Linked DNA regions of Homo sapiens: all the other regions are linked to region 3. The links are chromatin contacts, found by Hi-C in ENCODE. All regions are on one chromosome and are shown on one strand. Each heading gives the region's core, a stretch centred on a gene start or an enhancer-like site at or near the end of the contact. The rest is flanking DNA. Distances are from core to core; before and after follow the strand shown. Region 1 holds the start of ORC5 (origin recognition complex subunit 5). Region 2 holds the start of PMPCB (peptidase, mitochondrial processing subunit beta). Region 3 holds the start of CBLL1 (Cbl proto-oncogene like 1). Region 4 holds the start of FBXL13 (F-box and leucine rich repeat protein 13).

Evidence for each region. Hi-C counts contacts between places; a loop is a spot of excess contacts on that map. Pooled maps may share reads with other maps.
Region 1: a loop to region 3 is called in a map of CD8-positive, alpha-beta T cell, with 15 times the contacts of the local background. The contact joins the promoter of ORC5 here to the promoter of CBLL1 in region 3. A Hi-C loop is called at or near these places in 3 of 168 maps with a recorded cell type or tissue (CD4-positive, alpha-beta T cell, CD8-positive, alpha-beta T cell and naive thymus-derived CD4-positive, alpha-beta T cell) and 11 of 50 pooled maps.
Region 2: a map of B cell shows a loop between it and region 3 (10-fold over the local background). The contact joins the promoter of PMPCB here to the promoter of CBLL1 in region 3. A Hi-C loop is called at or near these places in 2 of 168 maps with a recorded cell type or tissue (B cell and naive thymus-derived CD4-positive, alpha-beta T cell) and 7 of 50 pooled maps.
Region 4: a loop to region 3 is called in a map of naive thymus-derived CD4-positive, alpha-beta T cell, with 11 times the contacts of the local background. The contact joins the promoter of FBXL13 here to the promoter of CBLL1 in region 3. A Hi-C loop is called at or near these places in 1 of 168 maps with a recorded cell type or tissue (naive thymus-derived CD4-positive, alpha-beta T cell), 1 of 37 single-sample maps with no recorded cell type and 7 of 50 pooled maps.

Annotation. Positions count from the first base shown.
Region 1 is chr7:104,206,340-104,209,394 of GRCh38, reverse strand. ORC5 (origin recognition complex subunit 5) reads left to right here and starts at 1,382. Exons shown (of 14, transcript NM_002553.4): 1 at 1,382-1,562. The coding sequence starts at 1,491. RefSeq lists enhancers at 1,204-1,363, 1,414-1,493, 1,534-1,723.
Region 2 is chr7:103,295,999-103,299,234 of GRCh38, reverse strand. It overlaps PMPCB (peptidase, mitochondrial processing subunit beta), which reads right to left and starts at 1,800. Exons shown (of 13, transcript NM_004279.3): 1 at 1,677-1,800; 2 at 527-667. The coding sequence starts at 1,775. RefSeq lists enhancers at 1,546-1,845, 1,946-2,005.
Region 3 is chr7:107,742,209-107,745,529 of GRCh38, reverse strand. It overlaps CBLL1 (Cbl proto-oncogene like 1), which reads right to left and starts at 1,388. Exons shown (of 6, transcript NM_024814.4): 1 at 1,354-1,388. The coding sequence starts at 1,366. It overlaps CBLL1-AS1 (CBLL1 antisense RNA 1), which reads left to right and starts at 949. Exons shown (of 2, transcript NR_144537.1): 1 at 949-1,157; 2 at 2,127-2,777. RefSeq lists enhancers at 914-1,093, 1,444-1,663, 1,761-2,279, 2,280-2,799 and a silencer at 1,704-1,903.
Region 4 is chr7:103,073,429-103,076,528 of GRCh38, reverse strand. FBXL13 (F-box and leucine rich repeat protein 13) reads left to right here and starts at 1,733. Exons shown (of 21, transcript NM_001394494.2): 1 at 1,733-1,833. The coding sequence starts at 1,759. It overlaps ARMC10 (armadillo repeat containing 10), which reads right to left and starts at 1,389. Exons shown (of 7, transcript NM_031905.5): 1 at 1,118-1,389; 2 at 648-752. The coding sequence starts at 1,256. RefSeq lists an enhancer at 643-692 and a silencer at 963-1,802.

The DNA of each region.
Region 1 (3,055 bases), core at 133-2,632, 3.5 Mb after region 3:
TCATCCAGATGGTAAGGCATGTTCTCTCAGATCAACAATTATCTTTATTATGTAACTGCCAGGCGTTAACTGTGTATGCTGGAAATTGAACTGTGAAGACAGTGTTTCCTGTCCTCATAAAGTATATAGAGAGGGAGACTAACATTTTAGACAGTTTAGTCAGTTTTATTGAATGCTATAAAGATGTCGTGTTATGATTATAATATATGTATACCTTATATGCACAGTATGTTACGGACGTATAACCATCTTAGGAGAGTATCAGAGGCCAGCTTCCCTTGGAGACATTGAAATTTAATGGGTGGTCCCATTATAACCTTTAGAATTCTCTATTAAAAAGTACCTGGGCAAATGCTTTTGAATTGTTGCTGTGAAAATACTATTTTGACTAGCTAATACGTTATATACCACAACTCTCAAAAGATCCTTTTGACCATCACAAATCTAAGACTGATCTACAATCTATGGGCAGATTGAAGTCCACAATTTAAATTTATGTATAACAGGTAGTATGTACAGGATCTTCTACTCCTAGCAATAACCTAGCCAGTATTATCCCTATTTTATAGATAAGGAAGTTGAGGCTCAACTATTCCAAAGTCCCCCTATTCAGCAGTTGAGTCAGTCAGTGGTCCCAACCCAGGGGTTTCAGGACGCCAAGCTCTCTTTCCACCATGCACTTGCCTACTTCTGTATCTTATTTCCAGAATCTTCTAGTGTTTAGTCGCTAGTAGGTGCCTCACAAATAAATACACGTGAAAGCCTAATGCTAAAAGTAGCATTATTTTTACTATCAACCTCACCAACACACACTACGACTTCATCCCATTAGGACTGAGAGGCTTTCCACATCTGGTTTAAAGCTTGCACAAAAAATAGTAATTCCAAGCTGTGCATTAAACCCCATTACACCCTGTTTTGTACTCAATGCCACTAATTTCCCACAACGTCGTCAGGGAAAAAAACGACAACAAAAACATCTTTTGACAATATTAGTCTTCTAAGTCCGCCTTCCACGTCCCTCTAAGGGCCCCAGCTCCGGGTCCGTCTTCTTAGGCACTCAAGGTTTCTAAACTTGGGGCTTCCAGCCGGTAAAACTAAAGGCACGGGGTTCAGGGGTCATTGGAGGCCCACGGGACCCCCTTAACCCCTTCCACCCCTTCCCTATTCGCCCATCTCCATGTCGTCTCCTTAGCCTTTGAGTGGAAAAAGCGTCAGCCCGAAATCCCCACCAAGCCCAAGAATGGGCAAAACCTCGGCGCGCACAGGACCAGCGAGAAGAGGATGGTTCCGGCCCTGAGACTAGAGCGGCGGCGACGCTCGGCGTACGCGCTGCCGTCACGCCGCAGCCCGGCAGCGCAGGCTCCTCCCACGACGCTGCGGGTCCGGTTTCCGGCGGGAGCGTGGGCCGCCAGACTCGGGAGAGGCTCCGTCTTGTGCAAGGGTCCTGTGGGCTGGCTGCACTGGCCTCTGCGGTGGTGCCTGCCAGAATGCCCCACTTGGAAAACGTGGTGCTTTGTCGCGAGTCTCAAGTGTCCATCTTGCAGTCCTTGTTTGGAGAGGTATTGTAGTTAAACTGTCTTCCAGATCCTGGAGGCAGACGTTTCGGTAGTCTTGCGACCTGTTCCAATATTTGTTTTTTCGTGTTTGGATTGAGGGCCAAAAGGCCGTTTTTACGTTAAATAGGGGTGTTGTGGTTCTGTACTGCAGCTTCACCCACAGTCTCTTCCGAATATTGAAGAGGAGACAGTCTGAGAGCGACCGGCCTGCACTATAGGACGTTGCCTAAGACGTATTTGAAACACGCCACACTTTTCAGAAGTTTGCCCACATTAGCTCCTAGAAGTTGCTTGTTATCTTACCCCAACCCAATGACATTTATGTAACAGATGTGTTTGCAGGGTGTTATTTATTCAAATGTAAGTTCACACGTTTCTGTGCGGTAGTTGGAGTGAGTCAAGTGTAGAGAGGTGGTTGCTTTCAAGGCCACTAAGGGCCAAAGCAGTGCTTCAGGTTTAAAAATTTACTGGCTTTTCCAGAATTGTAACAGTCCAGAAGAGGTCTAGGGTAAACTTTTCTCCTTAACTGATAGTTCACAGGATGCCCTAGAGAGGAGTTTGTCTTGTCTGGATGAACATAGATACGTAGGGAGTCCTTTCAATAGGCAGAGGGTAGCGTTCACCAATTCAAAATTTAACCTATTTTTGACTATTTTCTGGTGGTCTTTGATGTGCTTTTTGATTCAGACTCAATCAGAATTGGAATTAATCAAACTTGGATCTTACCTGCGAAGAGAGTGAATGAGAATTCAGGGTCATACTCATACCCCCATCTTCTGGTTTGCTTTTTTAAGTACAGTCATGCGTTGCTGCCACTTAGTGAGGGGGATACGTCCTGAGAAATGCATCGTTAGGCAATTTAATCCCTGTGAATATCAGAAAGTGTATTTACACAAACCTAGATGGTGTAGCCTGCTATACACCTAGGCTGTATGGTGTAGCCTGTTCCTCCTAGGCTATAAACCTCTACAGCGGTGCTACTATACTGAATACTGTAGGCAGTTGTAACACAGTGATAAGTCTGCATCTAAAAGTGTCTAAACATAGAAAAGGTACAGTGAAAATAGGGTATTATAATCTTATGAGATCACTGTTGTATATGTGGTCCATCTTTGAATGTACACGTGACTGTACTTTCATCCAACTAGAAATATTGCATGGCAATTTGAGGTGGCCTGTGAAGCATTAGTGGAAAAGTACTACCCTCTGTCTAAAGGGGTGCATTATTTAGGGAAGTTAGAGGTCAACAACTGCATCTTCAATTAATTTTCTATTTATACTGCTTTCAATTATAGTTATATTATTACTGGAGCATTTTCTTGATTATGTTCTCTGCATTTCATCTATGGAACGCAGATCACTCCAGCCAGAAATGTTCCTGCTGAAAGAGCAAATTGGCAAATAGGGATGAGTAAACTTAGTGGTGGATCACAGAAGAGTTTTTGACCTTTGCTTTTAATGAAAATTATGTTTAACAATATTTTAATATCAGTTTT
Region 2 (3,236 bases), core at 551-3,050, 4.4 Mb after region 3:
ACCTTCAATGAGGATTCTTTGCCCAACTCATTAATCCAGCCAATTAATAACTGTAGTATCAAGAACATCAGAGACTGTCAGAAAACTTCGGTTGAAATCCTGGCTCTGTCATGTATTAGCTGAGTTACCTGAACAAAACCATTTAACTTCTCTCACTTCCTTAACTATAAAACAGGTGTGAGGATGCCCACTACAAACAATTGCTTTTTATCAAATAAGACATCAGTAAAAACACTTGGCAGAGTAGCCCTGCAAACATATTTCTTTCATTATTATCAATACTACTGAAAATAAATAATCAATAATAAGCTACAAGAACAAGATGCAGACAATGCAACAGGATACATATGCACCCTGTAACTAAGTACCACTGGAAGAAAAGGTTCACAACTCATGGAAATCTGTCAAGGCAAAATAACTGTCACCCTTTTTGAACCACCAGCCAACGAAAAAGCTAAAGATTAAAATCAACAATTTGCTACGCTAAATGAAGGGTCACTTAGAGAAGGTTGCCTGAGTCACTTACTGTGCATGTTGAGAGCCCAGAGTCTTCCGAAGCTACTCTGAGTCCACTTTCTAAACATGTTACTCTTGTTTCAGGAACATTCAGAACAACTTGGGTAGCAGCCTGTGTACTTCTTAATCTGTTCTCTCCAAAATATAATGACTGGTTGGGGGTAGGAAGTGGAAGAGACAAAGCAAAACACATTACTAATCTGATATTAAATGTTGCTTTTAAAACCAAATCTATTTTAAATAGGCTGTCTCTATAAAAGAATCTTTCTTCTTGAATTTTGGTTCCACTGAGATCTCTGCCTGGCCTAGAAACATCTGTCACCAGCCACTGTCCTAAAGCCAGCAACGTGTTTATAAACATGCCCTTCCCTCAGGGAAGATGAGCAATTATTATCATTACCCAGAGAGAAATTGACTTTATTTCACTACCTCTCCTAGAAATGTTTTATATTCATTATGGAGAAAACAAGCAGGAAAAAAAAAAAGAGAGGGAAACTATGTAAAACTACCTACACACAAGACAAAACTGACACTCGGGTTTTCATTGTTCAAGAAAAGCAACAGGGTTTGGAAATGGTTAAAAAAAAAAAGAGAGAGAGGATAGGAAGATGGGTCGATGTTCAAAATGCAAATGACTGGCTTTTCGGCCAGAAACTATTCGCCTTTCAGCAGTTTTTCTTTGCCCTTATACAAAAGTCTCACATCCCTTTGCTTAAAGTCAGAGGCTCTCTCATGAGAAAAATGCAAATACATAAAAAATTTTACTTCATTGATGTCCAGGTTCGCGGGAAGCCCAGCTGAGGACGAAGTTCAGTCTTAGGCAAAAATAGAACTCTGGAGCGGTACCCATTTCACTTTTTAGTTTTCCCCAATTTGCAAGCACTACGTTTTTAGTGGTCAAACATGCACTCCTCAGTAGCTGGCGGGAGGAGCCGAAAACCAGGGTCATCCCACACGTCACTAGCAGGTCTCCTGGCGGGTGGCCACAAGCCAGTCACCCCCGGCCAGTTCAGCAGCCCCAGGCCGCCTGGCGCCCGGCGGGTCCGGGTCGAGGAGGCCCTGCCCGACCCACTGTTCGGATCTGTGGCGCCGACTCTCAGGTGCGCTGCGCCGGGTCTGGCGAGATCTCGAGGACAGGACCGGCCTGGAGGGAAGCTCACCCGTCCCGCAGCGCCTCGGATTAGAAGACTCTCGCTGAAACCCCAGAGCCGCCGCCGCGCCGCGGATGACAACACCACTCGAGCCGCCGCAGCCGCCATTTCTGCTAGAAGGAAGGTAGAGGATGAAGGATGTGCTTCCGGGGTCGCGACCTGAGGTCCCAGAGCAGGGAGGTGGGCTCCACCTTGTGGCCGTGATGGGAATGACACTCCTCGAAGCGGTTGTGAAAGCAATCAGGGCCCGACCATGATGCTGAGCGGTCTTTACCAAATGAATTGGGGAGTCTGCAGAAGCCCCTTTATCATCAGTTATTTTATCGATCGCCTACTAAGTGCAAGGCACAAATGCGGTGGAATGAAAGGTAACCTGATGCAATATATCTCACTGGTGGATGGAATTGATTGAAAACAGTGGAATAATATTCATAAGTCACTGCCTTTAAAGGAAAAGTCTAGTGGGAGAGACAGATGCCGTGAGGGGAGGAAACGATGTATCCGTGTTGACCACTATCCACTCTTCGAACCTCTACAATATGGCTCATCTCATTCCATAGAAATTGCCCTTGGTAAGGTCACTAATTGCTAAAAGTTGGACACTTTACAGACTTATGTTACAGTCCTGTTGGAGGATTTGACATTGTTGGCTTCTTTGAAATTCTCTTTTCTCAATATATTCTAGAGCTCCACCTCCTCATAGTTCCCTCTGCACCTTCTTGGACTCCTCTTTATTCACAGATCTGTTTTTTGTTTTTGTTTTTGTTTTTGAGATGGAGTTTCACTCTTGTTGCCCAGGCTGGAGTGCAGTGGTGCAATCTCAGCTCACTGCAACCTCTGCCTCCTGGGTTCAAGCAATTCTCCTGCCTCAGCCTCCCAGGTAGCTGGGATTACAGGCATGTGCCACCACGCCTGGCTACTTTGTATTTTTAGTAGAGATGGGGTTTCACCATATTGGTCAGGCTGGTTTTGAACTCCTAACCTCAGGTAATCCACCCACCTCCACCTCCCAAAGTGCTAGGATTACAGGCGTGAGCCACTGCGCCCAGCCCACAGATCTCTCAAGGAACTAAAAATTGCAAATGCTTTTCTAACTCAGGTAGATGGTATAGTGCTTATTTTGCAATTAAGACACTGAAGTCAAATAACTTGCCCCAGGTTACCCTGCTAGTAATAGGTTAACGCCAAAGACTGTGCTGTGAAACACTACATTTTGCCCTAAAAGTTGGTGTTTGCCAGGACTCTAAGCCTCTTCTACTGAACATTCTCCCTCTGGGTTTTTCCCTCCACTTCAAGACCTGTCTGCCCAACCCAGGCCTTTCTCTTGAGCTCCAGCCCACTTAACCATCAACTACTAGGAAACTACACTTGAATACCCCATTGGAAACTCAATATCAACTTGTCCAAAAGGGAATTCACTGTGTCCCCTGAATCTCTTCCCATATTTGCAATGCCAAACAGCCAATCATACCTACATTTGCCCAAAACTCCAAACCACCCAGAAGCTCCTCTCTTTTTCCATCTTCCACATTCAATTGATACACCCCTTTCCTGCCTCTTCAATCTACT
Region 3 (3,321 bases), core at 139-2,638:
TTAAAATTCAAACGTTTACCACGGCTTTCAATGACCTGAATGATGTGCCTGCTGCCCTCCTTTCCAATCTCACTTCAGGACTCCTACCCTCTGGCTATTAGGAGGCTGCAGCTGACTTCACTGTATCTTCCTACCTCAGTGCCTTCGCACTTGCTGGAAATGCTCTTCCTCTTGCTTTTTTCCCAGGGCTGGGTTCTTCTCATCCATCAGATCTTAGCTTCCACAAAGACCATTCCTAACAACCCTCTCTGAAATTTCGTCCTATGAATCTCTCCACAGCACTCGTTTATTTTCTTCAAAATAATCCGCAAACATTAAAAAAATAATAAATTTAAAAAAAAAGAACGTATTGTCTGTGTTCCTCCATAAAACAGAAGTTCTATCACGGACCTGGTCCGTCTCGTTTACCATTCCATCTTCCATCTCCCGACCTATAGATATCTGCATGTATCTTGCATAAATAAACATACACACCTACATAAATAAACATACACACCTAATTATATAACCAAGTAGATATCTGATGAGTGAGGACAACTCAATACTCAAGAAAAAGCCTTTTTTTCTCTATTTGTGATACGGTCGCTATAAATGTATGGGGCACATAACTCCAAGAGCACTCATTCAATATCCAAGAACCACAAAGAAGCAAAAGCCAGAAAATACATAACAAAGGGTGGAGCCACTCTTACTTGGAGAAAAGTATGAGAATGCCTTGATTTTAAACTCCTCTTTGTAAATACCCTCAAATGATGAGTAAGGACCTCAGCCGAAGCGCGGGGCATGCTTTTGGTTTAGGTAGAAAAACTGCTCCGAGTTTGATTCCAAAAACTCTATCAGACTCCCTTCTTTCACCCCTCTAGTCCATAAAGGATCGGAGAGACGACAGGGGGTGACCACTGCAGCACCCGCCCAAAGCTGACTGAGACAGCAGGAAGTCTCCAACCCATTCTCGCCCGTCCACTCCCAGCGTAAAGAGGATTCCGCGACTCGGAGACCGCAATCTACCCGCCAGTCTCCATAACGTAGGCCAGAGCAGCTGGGCTAAATAAAACAGAGCCGGGGCTCTCCCTTCCCGAAGGCCTACATCGCCCACTGGTCCGGGCTCGGAGCTCAGCAGAACCAGAGTAGGAGCGGTTGTTGCCGGCACGGAGGAGGTAGGTACCACACCAGACGGTAGGCCAGGAAACCGCAGGCCCCTGCCGGGCACAGGAAGGCATCTGTGAGATTTCTTCTCACTGCCACACCCTAGTGTTGTGGGGCGAGCATAATCCCTTTTGCCTGCTGTGCGACCAGCCCCAGGCCGGCCAAGGGGGCTTGGAACCGGGACCCCCACTGCCTCCGCCTCCTTACCAGTGTGATCCATGATTCGGCTCGCAGAGCACAGTGGGAGCGGAAGTCAACCGCGCCGGAGTCGCAGCGAGCGCGTGCGCACTGCCTTCCGGAGGCCGGGAGGCGGAAGTCCAAGCAGGTTGTCCCAATTTTGGCCTGCAAAGACTTCCTTCTCTCGCCTCTACTATCCAACTCCTGTGAGGGACTCAGGCATAGTTCGGGCGGAGGCAGAAAGAGCGAGCGCGCGAAGAACTTCGGTATTGAGGTTGCTAAGGCTTCTCCTCATGTGCTTCAAGAGAAAGTAGCCTTTAACTGTGGAAAGGACACCAGGGGGACCGGGGAAGGGGAGAGCAGTGGTAAAAATGAGCCAGAAGCAGATAAGGCGACTGCCCGCCCCGCGGAGAGCTGCCTTCTGGGACTTGTAGTGCGCGGGGCCCCCGGAGCCGGCTGGCTGCGCAGGCTCGGCCGTTGCGCTGGCCCCACCCCGGCGGGCGGAGTAACGGTTTGGAATCCCCCGGGGTCAGCGAGCGCTTGTTTCCTCCGCCTGGTGTAGCAAAAGTGTAAACACGCGCGCTCCGGAAGGCGCCCTCCAGTGGGAGGTTGCTCAGGGGATGGCGGAGCTGTGAAACTCGGAGCTAGAAGGAAAGTCTCAACGCTTGTCTAAATTTTGCTTTGTCGTGACGAGCTACCTAGACCCACGCAGAGCTAACTTGGTATATGCCCCGGTTCCCATCTCTTAAGTCTCTTTACAGTTGAAACACGTTTATAATGCTTGACTGCCACTCACTTTCTAGGGAGAGCGCTTGTGACGCTACGAACCTCTCGAACACCTGACGACTGGGCGCCAGGGCCGGATGGAGGGTGGAGAGCCAGTGCGGCGCAGCTGCCTCCTCTTAACGGGGACACCTTGCAGGAATGTGCGGAGTGGAGCTAACGGGAGCGGATAGAAACCGAGGGAGGGGAAGAGAGCGCGAAGGCTTGGCCGGAAGGAGAGGTTAAAAAGGAAAGGCCTAAAATGAGGAAGAGAGTTACCACAACAAGCAGTACCTAGTTCCAGTTCTTGGTCCCAGGAGTTTGTGGTTGTTGCTGCTTTCATCTTCCTCAGCCAACACAAAAGGAAAGTGCCAAGGGGCGATTCCTAGGACCTTCAGTGCAGTCTCCACCTTGCGGACTTGGCTCATTTGTGTCCACTCCTTTCTCCAGCCTTTTACACTTGATGCTCTTGGATGAATAGAAAGGAGCACAATTAATGGAAAACACAAGCTTGGGAGTCAAGGGATTTGGGTTCTATTCTTGTCCTCCCTTGGTGACGACATCATTACCTTGGGTTATTCAAGCTTTCAGTGCCAGAGTTCCTATATCAATAAAAGATTATTACATTGACCTCTTAGAGAAATGTTTTCATGGTACTGAATTGCAAATAAAGTATGTGTAGCGATGTGTTATATCTTTGTAGTTGTACGGTATTATTTGTGAATCATGCTGTGATGATCAGTGCGATTTAAGTGCACCATGTTATTTGGTGATTATTTTCCTGAGATCTTGTAAAAGATTTTTCTGCTCTATATATGCAGCTTTATAAACAAGTTTTTAGGTACATTCACAACTAAGGACATTTGTGAATCAAAATTACCCCTGCTTTTTTTAAATGTAAAGTTCTGTATTGCTAGGTGGTTTTCAAGATGCTTTCAGTTTCTGGGATTATTGTTTTGGGCATTGGGGCTTGCCTAACCTTTTTCCCATACCTCCCTATTTTTCTAAATACAGTGTTGATATAGTCAGGCATTTTTCACCAATTTGGGTTTTTTTTTTTTTTTTAAGTTTTCACTTAGAAAGTACTTCTTTTTCATATTAAAAAAATTTTTTTTAGAGATGGGGCAGCCCAAACTGGAACACAATGGCAGAATCATAGCTCACTGCATCCTTGGACTCCCGGGCTCAAGGGGTCCTTATGCCTCAGCCTCCGGAGTAGTTGGGACTACAGATGCT
Region 4 (3,100 bases), core at 484-2,983, 4.7 Mb after region 3:
GCATTTGGCCAGTTTTACAGCCCAAGAAAGACTTTCTTAAAAGCTTTGGAGCCTACTGTTCGAAAGCGTACTCTTTGAAACCTACTCTTCCAGGAAGATAGATCCCCAATCTCCCCAACTCTGTGAGTTTTTAGCCTGGGCACCTGGTTCCACATCATAAAGATATTTTTATTTTTCCTCTGGATAAAGGCAATTAGATAACAACCACCCCAATTACCAGTAAATTCAGGATAAACTACATGTAGCAAATGGTACTGTCAAGTCCTCTTACCTAAGGACAAATTATTTTTTATCTTGAGAACACGTATGTAATATGAAATCGGTTCTATCTGTCCAGCTACATTTAAAGGAATTAGAATTCTTCCTGCTATCCCATTAGCAAATTGCCCGTGATGTGTGAGGCAATTTAGTTTGTGCTTATTCAACAATGAAGCTGTTTAGCTCTCTTCTACAATTGTGGACAGGAGTTTCTTGGATGGCAGATATGATATTTTAAATTATTTCCCTAACAGCTTCCATGATGTGAAACATGCCTTTGGAGGGTTTTAATGTACCGATCAACTTTTGGACAGAAACCGAATCATGCATTTGTCCGCTGGGAGGGTGTGTCTCGCGCAGACAACTGTTCCCATTTCCAAAACACACACCAGGCTGCGAGGTCTTGGACCACTGTGACTCCCAGGTACCTCCCGTCTGAGGCCGGGCCGAGCGCCCGCACAACTGACCCTCTGACGTCCCTTCTTCCAGGGCACCTGCAAGCAGAGATTGACCTATGGCTCTGGGCCCCTCAACAGCCCTTCCACAATCGGGAGAATCCCTTTAGTTACACAAAGGCCCGGAGCAAGCTTTAAAATGAGAGGCCATCAACAGGTTTTTAAGAAATCTAATCCTCCGCTGTGACGCGGAGCTCAGGCAGGAAAGCCAGGGCAAGTTTTCATACCAGTATAGTCAGCAAAGGGGCGGCGGGGGCGGCGCAGCACCCTGCACTCACACAAGTACTGCCTCTCCCTCTAGCTCGGCTCCTCATTTTACCCCGAGCACACGCAAGCCACCACCCCGGCCTGGGGAGCCCCCCTGCCCAGTCCCCGCCCACCTGCCGGAAACCCCGGGGTCCCACCTGCGGACTTCGAAGAGCGTATCCCGAGCTCGCGGTCGCCCCGCCGCCGACCCCGGGTCAGCCTGTAAATGCAGTAGCAGGCGCCCGCGCCGAGCAGCAGGCCCGCCGCCACCCAGCCCGCGCCCCGGGGGCCACCCATGCTGCCGCCGCGGCAGAGCCGCAGCGCCGGGCCAGGGCAGGAGGCTCGCGGGGGCCAGCGCGGAGGTCTCCAGCGCACGCGGGCCTAGCCGCCACAGCAAACGCCACCTGACCTGGATGTGGAGAAAGGAAATGGGGTCTGAGCTCCGCCTCCCGGAAACGGCCTAGCTCAAAGCCTATAACCGCCCACTCCAGCCCGGCGCGTCCCGGCGGCTTCTCCCAGGCGAGGCGGGGCGGTGCGGGGCGCTGCACACCGGGAGGGGGGGGTCGGACGGTGCGCCCCACGCGGAGACGCCGGGGCCCGCAACCCAGAGCCGAGCTTCCCGTCTCTTCCCCCGGGGCGTGAAGCAACCATTCCTCCCTCCCGCCCCTGGCAGCGGAGCGCGGGGCGGTGCCACGCCCAGCCCCGCCCCCTGGTTGCCGGGACAACGCCCGCACGCGCCCGGCCCCTAGTCCCAGCGCGGGGAGGGTACTATCGCAGCTTCTCCGTCAGGCCTTGGGCCATGGCCTCGCTACGCAATGCCAACCCGAGGCTGAAGAACTACTTCAAGGAGAACTACATTCCTCAGGTCTGCGAGGTACTGGACACGCGTGGCAGCGGACACAGACCGTCGGTGGGGAGTTAGAAGGGGGAGGAGTCAGGAAAGACTTCCCGGAGGAGGGACTAGGTTTCGGGATTGGGGAGGAGTGGAGGGAAGGCGGGGCAGAATGCGAGAAAGTGAAGTCAAATTCGGACTTGTAGGCGATCAGGGCTGAAGACGCTGATTAGAGAGAAAACAGAGGGTGATGGTGGCTGCACGTGGGGAATGGGTGACATCTCCCAGGGGGAATGAGCACAAGGCCCAGATCGGAAACCCCAAACTCAGATTTTAAGGTTTGGACAAGAAGTACCTGAGGAGTGGAGGAGTGAGAAAGAAGTGCCAGAGAGCCTGAGGAGGAAAATCAGCAGACTGGCATTATGAAGAATGTTGTCAGAAGTAGGGAGTAGGCACTAGTCACCTAAGATAAGGAGCTGGATTCTGCCCAAGGTGAGCCTGAGGTTTCCATGGAGCCGTGAGGGCAGAAAATAGATGGAGGTTAGCGGAGGGAAGAGTGGAAGCTGAGACCTTTGGTCAGTGTAGTCAGCCCTTTGTGAAGGTAAGGACCCTCTCAACCAGGATTGCCTTTAGACAACAGGAAGGACTGCCCTCCTACTGCCGTTATAAGAGTAGGGAAGGAAGACAGGAAGGGGATAGACATTAGGTTTTGTAGGTTTGGGGGTAGGAAGCTGAGAACATTTGCCTTTGTTGACCTCTTTTTTTCTCTACAAATAGTTGGTGAGATATTTACCAAGAATGTGCGTGTTTGAGTGGGGATGGGGATGTTGGTGCAGTAGGAGGTTCGAGCAAAGATACGTTATGTGGAGAATGAGGGAGAGAGATGTCTAGGGAAAGAAAGAGGAGGTCCTACCTGAGGGTAGTAACGCTCCTAGGCGGTTGGGAGGGCAATTTGGTAGAGACCCCCCACCCGTCTCTTTTTTGGATGGTAATTGAGAAATATTTATTAAGATGTTAAATACATGTACCCTTTAACCAAGCATTTCTACTTCTAGGGATCTACTTTAGAGAAATACTTGCACATGTGTTCAGGAGGATGTACAAGGATATTCATTATAACTTTGTTTCATAGTAAAAATAGTAAATGACCTAGAGTGACTAAGCGAATGAGGCATTATGTAGAATAAAGTATATCTGTACCTACTAAGAAGAAATGTCCTCCAAGACATATTATTATTATCATCATTATTATTGAGACACGGGGTGTTGGTCTGCCACCCAGGCTAGGGTGTAGTGGCTCCATCCTAGC